Regions from separate parts of the Homo sapiens genome. Here region 1 is linked to region 2. Evidence: read pairs that join two places in POLR2A ChIA-PET (ENCODE). Cell type or tissue: PC-9. All regions are shown on one strand. Links, peaks and the distances in the headings refer to the core of each region. The heading gives the core; the rest is flanking DNA. Region 1 has its middle 4.4 kb from the start of DCAF4L1. Region 2 overlaps SLC30A9 (solute carrier family 30 member 9).

What was found. ChIA-PET counts read pairs that join two places held together with the same protein. Peaks named below come from ENCODE experiments on the same cell type or tissue, not always from the same donor. Only the 100,000 strongest peaks of a DNase experiment are listed, where the experiment ranks them.
Region 1: POLR2A ChIA-PET joins it to region 2 with 6 read pairs; 2 of 35 experiments call an interaction of 5 or more read pairs at or near these places.

The regions. Positions count from the first base shown.
Region 1 is chr4:41,974,687-41,980,078 of GRCh38, reverse strand. No RefSeq gene overlaps it. Among named protein-coding and RNA genes, the nearest start is that of DCAF4L1, 4.4 kb to the left of the region's middle. In PC-9, for the core only: no CTCF peak of the experiment used is centred there; no DNase peak of the experiment used is centred there.
Region 2 is chr4:42,046,209-42,051,600 of GRCh38, reverse strand. SLC30A9 (solute carrier family 30 member 9) reads right to left here. Exons shown (of 18, transcript NM_006345.4): 9 at 2,122-2,224. Among named protein-coding and RNA genes, the nearest start is that of SLC30A9, 58 kb to the right of the region's middle. In PC-9, for the core only: no CTCF peak of the experiment used is centred there; a DNase peak (open chromatin) is centred at 3,000.

The DNA of each region.
Region 1 (5,392 bases), core at 266-5,265, 72 kb after region 2:
GAATCTACAGGCCCCAGAGCTGGGATCACAGAGAGCACAGGAGATTGAGGCCCACACACTTGCCATGGAACATAACATGGGACAAGGGATTTCTATGTATCAGAAGAATGTGTTTCACCACTGCCAAATGGAAGTCAGCTGACAGATGCAGAAGTCTTGCAAAGGGCTATCAAAGCATAGAGGACTGCTTGATACTGAGTTATCAGTGGGGCTGTTAGGAACCCCATATATTCTAACAATGACCTACAGAAAGCAGATAGCAACATGGCGGCAGTCAGACATTTAAGGCATTGCCTGTTTTCCTTCTTAAACCTCCTGACCCCACCATCGGAAGAGCAGGCACATGGAAAAAAAGGGGTGTGTATAAAGAAAGTTGGAACTACGGGTCTAGTCTGCTCTGGAAGGCATGGAGGAAGTTTTTGAAATAAATATGAGACTAATATTTTAAATCAGTAGGACCTAATCTTAATACCTAGAATGAAAGTTTTAATAACTAAGGAGGCTGATACTTTGAAGCAATGAAATCTGACAAAATACCAAGTGTAGAAATGATGAGACTTTCAAGCTTATGCCTCTTGAGGTGAGATTCTCAATCAAACTGATTACACATCTTTGTCTACCCTAGTATACTGTGGACATCTTTAGACAGGGATTGTTTCTTATCCATCTTTCTATCCTTACTGTCTAGTGTATAATATAGTACATGGGACATAGGATATAGATAAGTGAATGAAGGAATGAAAATTATAAGAACTACATGTTTAATTCTCCTTTATTTCATAGGCTCCTTCACTGAGAGGAATAAGGGATTAAGGTTATTTCTGCAAAATCTATCCAACTTCTACTCTACAGGGAGAGCTTTCAATCTATTTCCACTTCTTTTTTTCAATTTTTAATTCCCGTGGATATATAGTAGGTGTATATATTTATGGGGTACACGAGATGTTTTGATACAGGCATGTAATGTGAAATAAGCACATCAGGGTAAATGGGGTATCCATTCCCTTAACCATTTATCCTTTGAGTTACAAACAATCCAATTACACTCTTTAAGTTATTTTAAAACATACAATTAAGTTACTATTGACCATGATCACCCCGTTGTGCTATCAAATAGTAGGTCCTATTCGTTTTTTGTGTTTTGTGTTTTTTTTTGTGTGTGTGTGTGTCTTGCTCTGTTGCTCAGGCTGGAGTGCAGTCGTGCGATCTCGGCTCATTGTAACCTCTGCTTCCTGGGTTCAAGTGATTCTCCTGCCTCAGCCTCCCGAGTAGCTGGGACTACAGGCTCCCGCTACCATGCCAGGCTAATTTTTGTATTTTTAATAGAGATGGGGTTTCACCATATTGGACACACTGGTCTCGAACTCCTGACCTTGTGATCCGCCTGCCTCGGCCTCCCAAAGTGCTGGGATTACAGGCATGAGCCACCACGCCTGGCCAGTCCTATTCATTATTTAACTTTTTTTTTTTTTTAACTCATTTACCATCCCCACCTCCCCCTTCTTTTCTGATTAACTAACTTTCCTTCCCTCTCAATAAACATATAAATCAACCTTCTAGAAAAAATAAGTCTCCTTAAATGCTACATGACTTTTTATCTACTGTCTTAAAAAATTATTTCAGCCTTTAGGATTCTTTCCTTCTCTTTTAGGAATTTACATACTCCATTCCCACCATGCCACTCCATTTCCTTCATCCACCATCTCTTCCCATTTCTCCATAGAAGAAATTGGAAACGTTCCCCATAACTCTCACAACTCTGCCCCTCAGGTCTTACCCCAGCTCAAGGTCCCATACTCACCCTGCCCAACCACATCGTGTGACCTTTGCAGCAGTGGTTCTCATCCTGGGACAACTGTTGGCAATATCTGGAGACATTTTTAGCTGTCACAACTGGATACTACTGGCATCGAGTGGGTTGAGGCTGGAGATGCTGCTAAACATCCTACAACACATAGGGCAGCCTCTTACGACAGAGAATTATACCCCAAAAAACTCCTCTCCTCAGAGTTAAAATTCAGAACTGTGTATAAAAGGCAAGGCTTACCAGCTTCCACCATGTGTGTGTGTGTTTTAAATTCCTAAATCTTCACACATGCCACATGCCTCTTAATACTGACCGTTTTTCCCATCCCCCACCTCTGTTCATGTCTGAAGCCACTTCCTCACTTTAGCATCACTGTTGTGAGTCACAGAGAGAGGAACAAGAGGCAACATTCCTCATCTTTTTACTCCAATATCTATACAAGACGGATAGGGAGGTAAAAAGATAAACAGGGATAGATTCCTACTCTATTCTATTCTGAGCCTCTTGCAAAGTCATATTCCAAATGCTTCAGATAGGCTTCACTGCAGCTTATTTATTCTTACCAATTTCACTATACTTTTTCCCAATATCTCCAACATCCCTTTTCTTGTCTTTGAGAAGCTTCCTGGAAATAACTTTTGTCTGACATGAATCTAAACGTATTATATTTCTGTGACATTTTACACTAATTATTGCTCTTTCTAAAAATACCCAGGCCTTTACTTTTTAGCCAATTTTTTTGTTGTTGTTGTTTCTAAAACAGAAGGTGAACTGGGTCAATTCAGGTATTAATTTTAGCTATGCCATATCAACTTCTGGACACAAGCAGCTAAAGAGAAACTGGAATGGGAAGAAAATTCCATTCCTGCCCTGTTTCCTGGTTAGGAAGGAGCAGACTTTAGAGAAGGAAGGCCAAGCATGGTTTGTAACAGGCTGAAAACATGCCCTTGAAAGCTGAGGCCTCAAGTGTGCCTGTGAAATGGTAAACAAACCCGGTAATGGTAAATGAGCCATGGCTTTGGCTTATTTGCAATAAGGAACAAATCAATTGAAGTATTTCATATTCCTCTCAGAAGAGAACCATAAAGAGCCATGAGACTTCCCAAACAATTGGGATAAATGGGAGAATTTAATAAATAGAATGAAACAAACAGAAGGAAATAAAAAAATGAGCAAAATGCTTTTTAAAAAGCTAAAAACATTTTAGAAAGTGTGAGAATAATAATTACTAAACCCACATGTCTGTAACAAATGAATTGCAATGAAAGGCCAGAGTACAAATAAGAATTATTCATTAACTTGCACTGTAGCATCTGCTACTTGTTATTTCAGCAAATGAATTGTGCAGTAATGACAGTGAATTCTAAACTTGAATATCTAATAATTGAACAGTCATTCCTGCTTCCTACTTGCAAGAAAAAAAAAAGGAACTAAAAGAAAGGAAGAAAAAATAAAAGTTACTTAAAAATATGTTAAACTGATGCCAAGACTGGTCATATAATTCAATATACCATTCGAACTGGGCAGCAGGCTTCCCACTGACCCAGCTGCTGAGTACAGAGGTTTTTATGGTAACAGGTGAGCTCTAACATGGCAGCCCAATATTTTACACCCTTGCTGCATTTTCTGATAATGGACTCACACTCTTATTCCTTTTCCATAAACAAAGCATTCTGTTGCCTGTTCATCCCACTCTCCACCCAAGGAGTACCACATCACAATGGAAACCATTCTCCAGGCAATGGGTTTCAGCTATTAATCACTGGGATGTCAAATGAGAAAATATGTGATTGGTTAAGCTTAGAACAAGGTCAGGAATGAAGAATAATAAATTTGAAAGCAGACATTGTTTAACAATTGCTATGGGAAATGGATTCTGGATTACACATACAATTTTAAAATAACTTCAGGTCTCCTGAGCTAGATTTTTTTTTTAATGATAGCACTCAGTGCCAGTGAAGAGCATTTATATTTTGTGACTGCACAGCATATTTTGAACATACTTCCAATATCTGGGGAATGTCCTACCTGTGAGCCTACCTCCCCAAAGTAGAAGGCTGGAACTTGCTCTCCTGGGCTCCTTTGGAGCAAGGGCCCACGCATGTGACAAACCACCAACCAACCATCAGAACATCTATGAGAAGCTACAATTTGAAATAAAGTAATGGGAAAAGTAAGGCATCTCAAGGAACATATTCTGCAAGGGAAGAGGCGTAAGGCAAAATACAACCAGTGGAGGTGGTAAGGACACACGTCCAGGGGAGTGTCCCAGTAATAGTGGTGACTGTTCCCAATGGAAACTGCATTATTCCTGGTTAGACAGCTTCCAAGCCTGATTCCCTACTCCATCCAGACTTTTAAATACCTAATATCCTTTTAAAAAAAATTCTTCTTCTGTTTAACTAGAGTAAGTTTTGTTTCAAGCATTCAATGTGTATTTATTGAGTGCCTACTACGTTCCAGGAACTGGTTTTTAACAATGAATAAAACAAAAAATGATTCTTGTCCTAATGAAGCTTACACTCTGGTGGGGACACAAATGAGAAACAAAATAAACAAATGTGTGATAATGCTATGTGCATTATGATAGGCACTATATGGCAATAAGTACTATAGAGAAAAATCAAGCAGGAAAAAAGAAATGTCAGTGTGGAAGTGGGTGTAGTATATTTAAATAGGGAGGTGAGGAGAGGACTCACCAAGGTGACATTTGAATAAAGATCTGAAGGAGGTAAAGGAATGAGTCAAATTGATATCTAAGACAACATTCTAGGTAGGAGGAGTACTTTTGTACTTGGCAAATTCAAAAAAGAGCAAAAAGCCAGTGTGGCTGGAACACAGCAAATGAGGGAATAAGTAGTAGGAGATGAGGAACAAGAAGTGTGATCAAGAGGCGTTTGTTGGTCACTGCAAGAGCTCTGAGAGTAGAAGCCACAGAAGGGTTTTGTGCAAAGGAGACATATTCTGATGTATGATTTAACAGAATTATTGTGGTTGCTGTATCAAGACAAATTGGGGAGAGGCAGGCAAAAGCAGAAGAGAAAAGTGAGGAAGCTACTGGAATAATCGAGGTAAGACATGAAGGTTGTTTATTCACAGTGATAATTGAGCTGGGTGAAGAGAGAATCTGATTGTGGATATATGTTAGATTTGTTTGTTTGTTTGTTTGTTTTTTGTTTCTGTTTTTTTGAGATGGGGTCTCACCATGTTTCCCTACCTGGTCTTGAACTCCTGGGTTCAAGCAGTCCTCCTTCCTTAGCCTCCTAAGTAACTGGGATTACATGTGTGCAAACTGTGCCTGGGTATTTCTGAATATATTTTGAAGGTATAACTGACACAATTTGTTCATGGATTGTTTTGGGGACATTCTGATGACCTAATGCTTCTGACAACTAGAATTAGCATATATGATTTAATGTGGTTTCTAAGAATCAAAAGCCAGAAATATGTACTAAAACATTATTAGTGGTGCTATAAACCCCCAACATTGATATATTGATATAGAGCTTTAGAGTCAACACTATCTGATGCATGTAATAAAATATATCATCATTACCATGCCAAATTCATTTTTTAAAGTATTTA
Region 2 (5,392 bases), core at 244-5,243:
AGATATATTTTTTTAGCTCTAAAAGTTTCATTTGGTTTATTTTTTATACCTTTGATTTATCTTCTTATGTTCATATTTTCCTTTCAATACATGACTGTACTTGAAATAGCTGTTTAATATCCTTGTCTGCTAATTCTATCATCTGTTTAGTCTGCTTCCGACTGATTTTTCTCCTGGTTATGAGTCAAATTTTCCTGCTTCTTATACTGGCGATTAGTCTTTTTTATTGGATGCTAAACACTGTGAATGTTATACTGAGTGTTTGGATTTTGCTGCCTTTATTAAAGAATGTGAGGCTTTGTTCTGGCAAGTGATTAAATTATTTGAAGATCAGCTTGATCCTTTAGAACTTTTAGGAAGATTTGTTAGGGAGGGTTCTAGAACAGCCTTTACGTTAAGAATAATTTAGCCCTACTCCTAAGGTGAGCCTTCCATTGGCCTCGATAATCAATGAGAACTCTCTTACGTCAGCTAGTCAGAACCTGAATGTAACCTAGCTTTGTGTGAGCAGTGGGAATTAGTCAGTTACTGCTCCCTGCTGGTTCTCTGCCCAGATTGATGCTCACATCTTACACATGTGTAACTTAACATTCAGCAAACATTCAATTCAAGGAAATCCCTATGTAGACTTCTATAGCTTTTTGTCCTTGTAGCTCCTTCCTCTGTGGAACTCTTCCTTGTAAGTTCTAGCCACCTCAGACACCCTGAACACTGATTTCTGTCTTCTCAACTCAATGAGACTGTTATTTCCCATCCTGCTCCACTATCCCAAATATGTGTTCAAGCAAAAAGCCAGAGAGATCAGAGAGTTCAAATAATTTGTTTCTTATCTCTCAGAGATCATGGTCTTATGCTGCTATTATCCAATATACTGTCTAGCTTTTAGTTGTCTATGGCAAAAGATTAAACTCAATCCCTGTTAGTCTGTCATGGGTGAAAGCAGAAGTTCTGAACATAGTATTTTGCAACTTGATTTTTTACTCAATTTATCATGGTTATCATTCCAGGTCAGTACACAGATATCTACTACATTCTTTTTAAATGCCTGAATAGCATAGAGAATGAACACTTAAACACTGTCTTCAATGTTTGAAATAAAAACTAATATTGAAACTAATAACATCATACATATCTCCTTGCCATATGGACAAATATTTCTGTATTTCAACTTTCCTCGATAAGCTTACAAGAAAATAGAGATTATAAGTTATATATCTCTCCCTATCCCCTCTCCTCCCACTGCATACCACAGTTGAATGGTAAAATTTTATAGAGACAGTATTTAAGTATATATTGAGTATAAAAATTAAGTTCAAGGTAAATACTTAGTACTAATGGCAAACGCTTGTCTTCTTTCCTTACTTTTATGAAGGGTTTTAATCCATCTGATTTGACAGTGAGTGAGACAAGTTCACAGGCTTAATTTTTAATTAATATTGCTCTCCTTGCTCCTTATCTTCACGTTATTTTTATCCTTGTCTTAAATATTCTTATTTTACCTGTGTCTCTCATTGAAGTTCTCCCAAATCAGTTTTTACATAACAGGACTAAAAATAAGTAAATATTGAAAAGGTATCCTCTTAATATACCACACTCTTTAAAATGTAATAGGATGCACACACAGAAATTTTTATTATATTCTTAGAAAAGTTTTGGGTTTCTAGTTTTCACAATTTGGGCCACAGGGGGTTTAGAAGGTCTTTTAATTGTATTAATACAAAAATTTTTCTCCATTTGCAAAGCCAAGGAAAGTAATTCAAATTATGAATCTAATGTGAAAGCATTTTAACCAATTACATATGATTTTACATCTTTATTCCAAAAGTTTAAATTCATTGACTATTACAGTCATTGAGAATTCATATTCAGAGACCAGATTTCTGCTCAGTGACTGACAATGTTATACTTCACATTCCATTGTCAGAGGTTCTTAAAGCATAACAATCTGCTTTAAAATACTATGATTAAATTTCTATGCACTTCATTGCTGAAAAGTAAACTTTTATTTTATCCCACAAGCCAACTACTGGAATCATTCAGTTTTAAAATAGATCAACTTTTAGATTAAAGCCTACAACTATTACTTTAAAATTGACTTATAAAAAAAGCTTTAGTCCTCACCTGATTACAAGTATCAGATAATGAGTGTATAGCTTCTGAGAACATACTTGCTGAACCGGTATAAATCCAGGCAAGAAATTTAAAGAAGCAGTTTAATCCATTGCTAGAAGAGAAAGAGAAAACAATTTAGCATAGGTTTGGACAAAAATTTAAGCCAAAAGCATACTCAATCAGCTGTATATCTCTACACTAGATTCTGTTGAAAGTAAAATTAGGCTAAGCACAATGGCTCACACCTATAATGCCAACATTTTGGGAGGCTGAGGTGGGAGGATGGCTTGAGGACAGGAGTTCAAGACCAGTCTGGGCAACAAAGTAAGACCCCATCTCTACAAAAAATTTTTTAAAAACTTAGTCTGGTGTGGTAGTGCACGCCTTTAGTCCCAGCTACTGAGAGGCTGAGGTGGGAAGATCATCTGAGCCCAGGAGTTTGAGGCCGAAGTGAGCTATGATCGTGCCACTGCACTCCAGCCTAGGCAAGAGAGTGAGACCCCATCGCTAAAACAACAACAACAATAACAAAAAAAACAAGTACAATTAAAAGAATCCCTAGCCTTAAAAAACTTTGTTTAGGTAACAAGAGTAAAAATTTGAAAAAATATAGATTATGTACTGTTAAGAGGCATGCTATGTGTAAGCAAATTACTTAAGTATATTTTGAAAACTGGTGAGAAAAGATGGTCTTCTATATGTGGACAAGATAAAATGTAAAAGAAAATTATGTGTTTTAGGTAGATAAAAGCAGATCTGCACCTGATACTGTCCATTGGGCCAGTGTCAAAGGCAAGACTTCAGTGAAAATCTGTTTACTTAAGGAGGCAGATGCCAGAGGTGACTCTAAGCAGTCTCAGAGTCATACTAGAAGCAGCTAGATGCCAAAATAAACAGTTAACTCTGAGGAAACTAGCTGCTCAGATACTAACAGTAATGACTAATATGATTTATCTCAGACGTTATGCTAGTGAGTTACCATGTTATATTACAAGTCTGTTATACAAATATTAACACCCCCATTTTATAAATGAGAGAACTGTATGTCCCCTTTTAGCTACCCTTTTCCCATCTCCTCCACCTCAGATAACTTCTTAAAAACATCATATTTATTCTGTCTGTCACAGTTTTCATCTTATCAATACCACCTACCATTCCATACTACTAAATTCCTGGAAATATTTTAGCATTTCTCTTAACCTCCTGGGAGCATCTGACACTATTTTCTTCTTTTTTTAAACAATGTTTATTTATTTTTTAAATTTATAATTTAAGTTTTGGGATATATGTGCAGAATGTGCAGGTTTGTTACATAGGTATACATGTGCCATGGTGGTTTGCTGCACCCATCAACCCGTCATCTACATTAGGTATTTCTCCTAATGCTATCCCTCCCCTAGCCACCCACCCCCCAATAGGCCCCAGTGTGTGATATTCCCCTCTCTGTGTCCATGTGTTTTCATTGTTCAGCTCTCACTTATGAGTGAGAACATGTGGTGTTTGATTTTCTGTTCTTGTGCTAGTCTGCTGAGAATGATGGTTTCCAGCTTCATCCATGTCCCTGCAAAGGACATGAACTCATCCTTTTTTATGGCTGCATATTATCCCATGGTGTATATGTGCCACATTTTCTTTATCCAGTCTATCATTGATGGGCATCTGGGTTGGCTCCAAGTCTGCTAATATGAATAGTGCTACAAAAAACATACACGTGCATGTGTCTTTATAGTAGAATGATTTATAATCTATTGGATATATACACAGTAATGGGACTGCTGGATCAAATGGTATTTCCGGTTCTAGATCCTGGAGGAATCGCCACACTGTCTTCCACAATGGTTGAACTAATTTACACTCTCACCAACAGTGTAAAAGTGTTCCTATTTCTCCACATCCTCTCCAGCATCTGCTGTTTCCTGACTTTTAAATGATCGCCAATCTAACTGGCGTGAGATAGAATCTCATTGTGGTTTCGATTTGCATTTCTCTAATGACCAGTGATGATGAGCTTTTTTCCATATGTTTGTTGGCTGCATAAATATCTTCTTTTGAGAAGTGTCTGTTCATATCCTTCACCCACTTTTTGATGCAGTTGTTTGTTTTTCTTGTAAATTTGTTTAAGTTCCTTGTAGATTCTGGATATTAGCCCTTTGTCAGATGGATAGATTGCAAAAATTTTCTCCCATTCTATAGATTACCTGTTCACTCGGATAATAGTTTATTTTGCTGTGCAGAAGTTCTTTAGCTTAATTAGATCCCATTTGTCAATTTTGGCTTTTGTTCCCATTGCTTTTGGTGTGAAAGTCATGAAGTCTTTGCCCATGCCTATGTCCTGAATGGTATTGCCTAGGTTTTCTTCTAGGGTTTTTATGGTTTTAGGTCTTACGTTTAAGTCTTTAATCCATCTTGAGTTAATTTTTGTATAAGGTATAAAGACAGGGTCCAGTTTCAGTTTTCTGCATATGGCTTGCCAGTTTTCCCAGCACCATTTATTAAATCGGGAATCCTTTCCCCATTGCTTTTGTCAGGTTTGTCAAAGATCAGATGGTTGTAGATGTTTGGTGTTATTTCTAAGGCCTCAGTTCTGTTACATTGGTCTATATATCTGTTTTGGTACCAGTACCATGCTGTTTTGGTTACCGCAGCCTTGTAGTATAGTTTGAAGTCAGGCAGCATGATGCCTCCAGCTTTGTTCTTTTTGCTTAGGATTATCTTGGCTATACAGGCTCTTTTTTGGTTCCATATGAAATTTAAAGAAGTTTTTTTTCTAATTCTGTGAAGAAAGTCAATGGTAGCTTGATGGGGATATCATTGATTCCATTAATTACTTTGCGCAGTACGGCCATTTTCATGATATTGATTATTCCTATCCACGAGCATGGAATGTTTTTCCATTTCTTTGTGTCCTCTCTTATTTCCTTGAGCAGTGGTTTGTAGTTCTCCTTGAAGAGGTCCTTCACATCCCTTGTAAGTTGTATTCCTAGGTATTTTATTCTCTTTGTAGCAACTGTGAATGGGAGTTCACTCATGATTTGGCTGTTTGTCTATTATTGGTATGTAAGAATGCTTGTGATTTTTGTACATTGATTTTGTATCCTGAGACTTTGCTCAAGTTGCTTATCAGCTTAAGGAGATTTTGGGCTGAGATTATGGGGTTTTCTAAATATACAATCATGTCATCTGCAAACAGAGACAACTTGACTTCCTCTCTTCCTATTTGAATACCCTTTATTTCTTTCTCTTGCCTGATTGCCCTGGCCAGAGCTTCCAATACTATGTT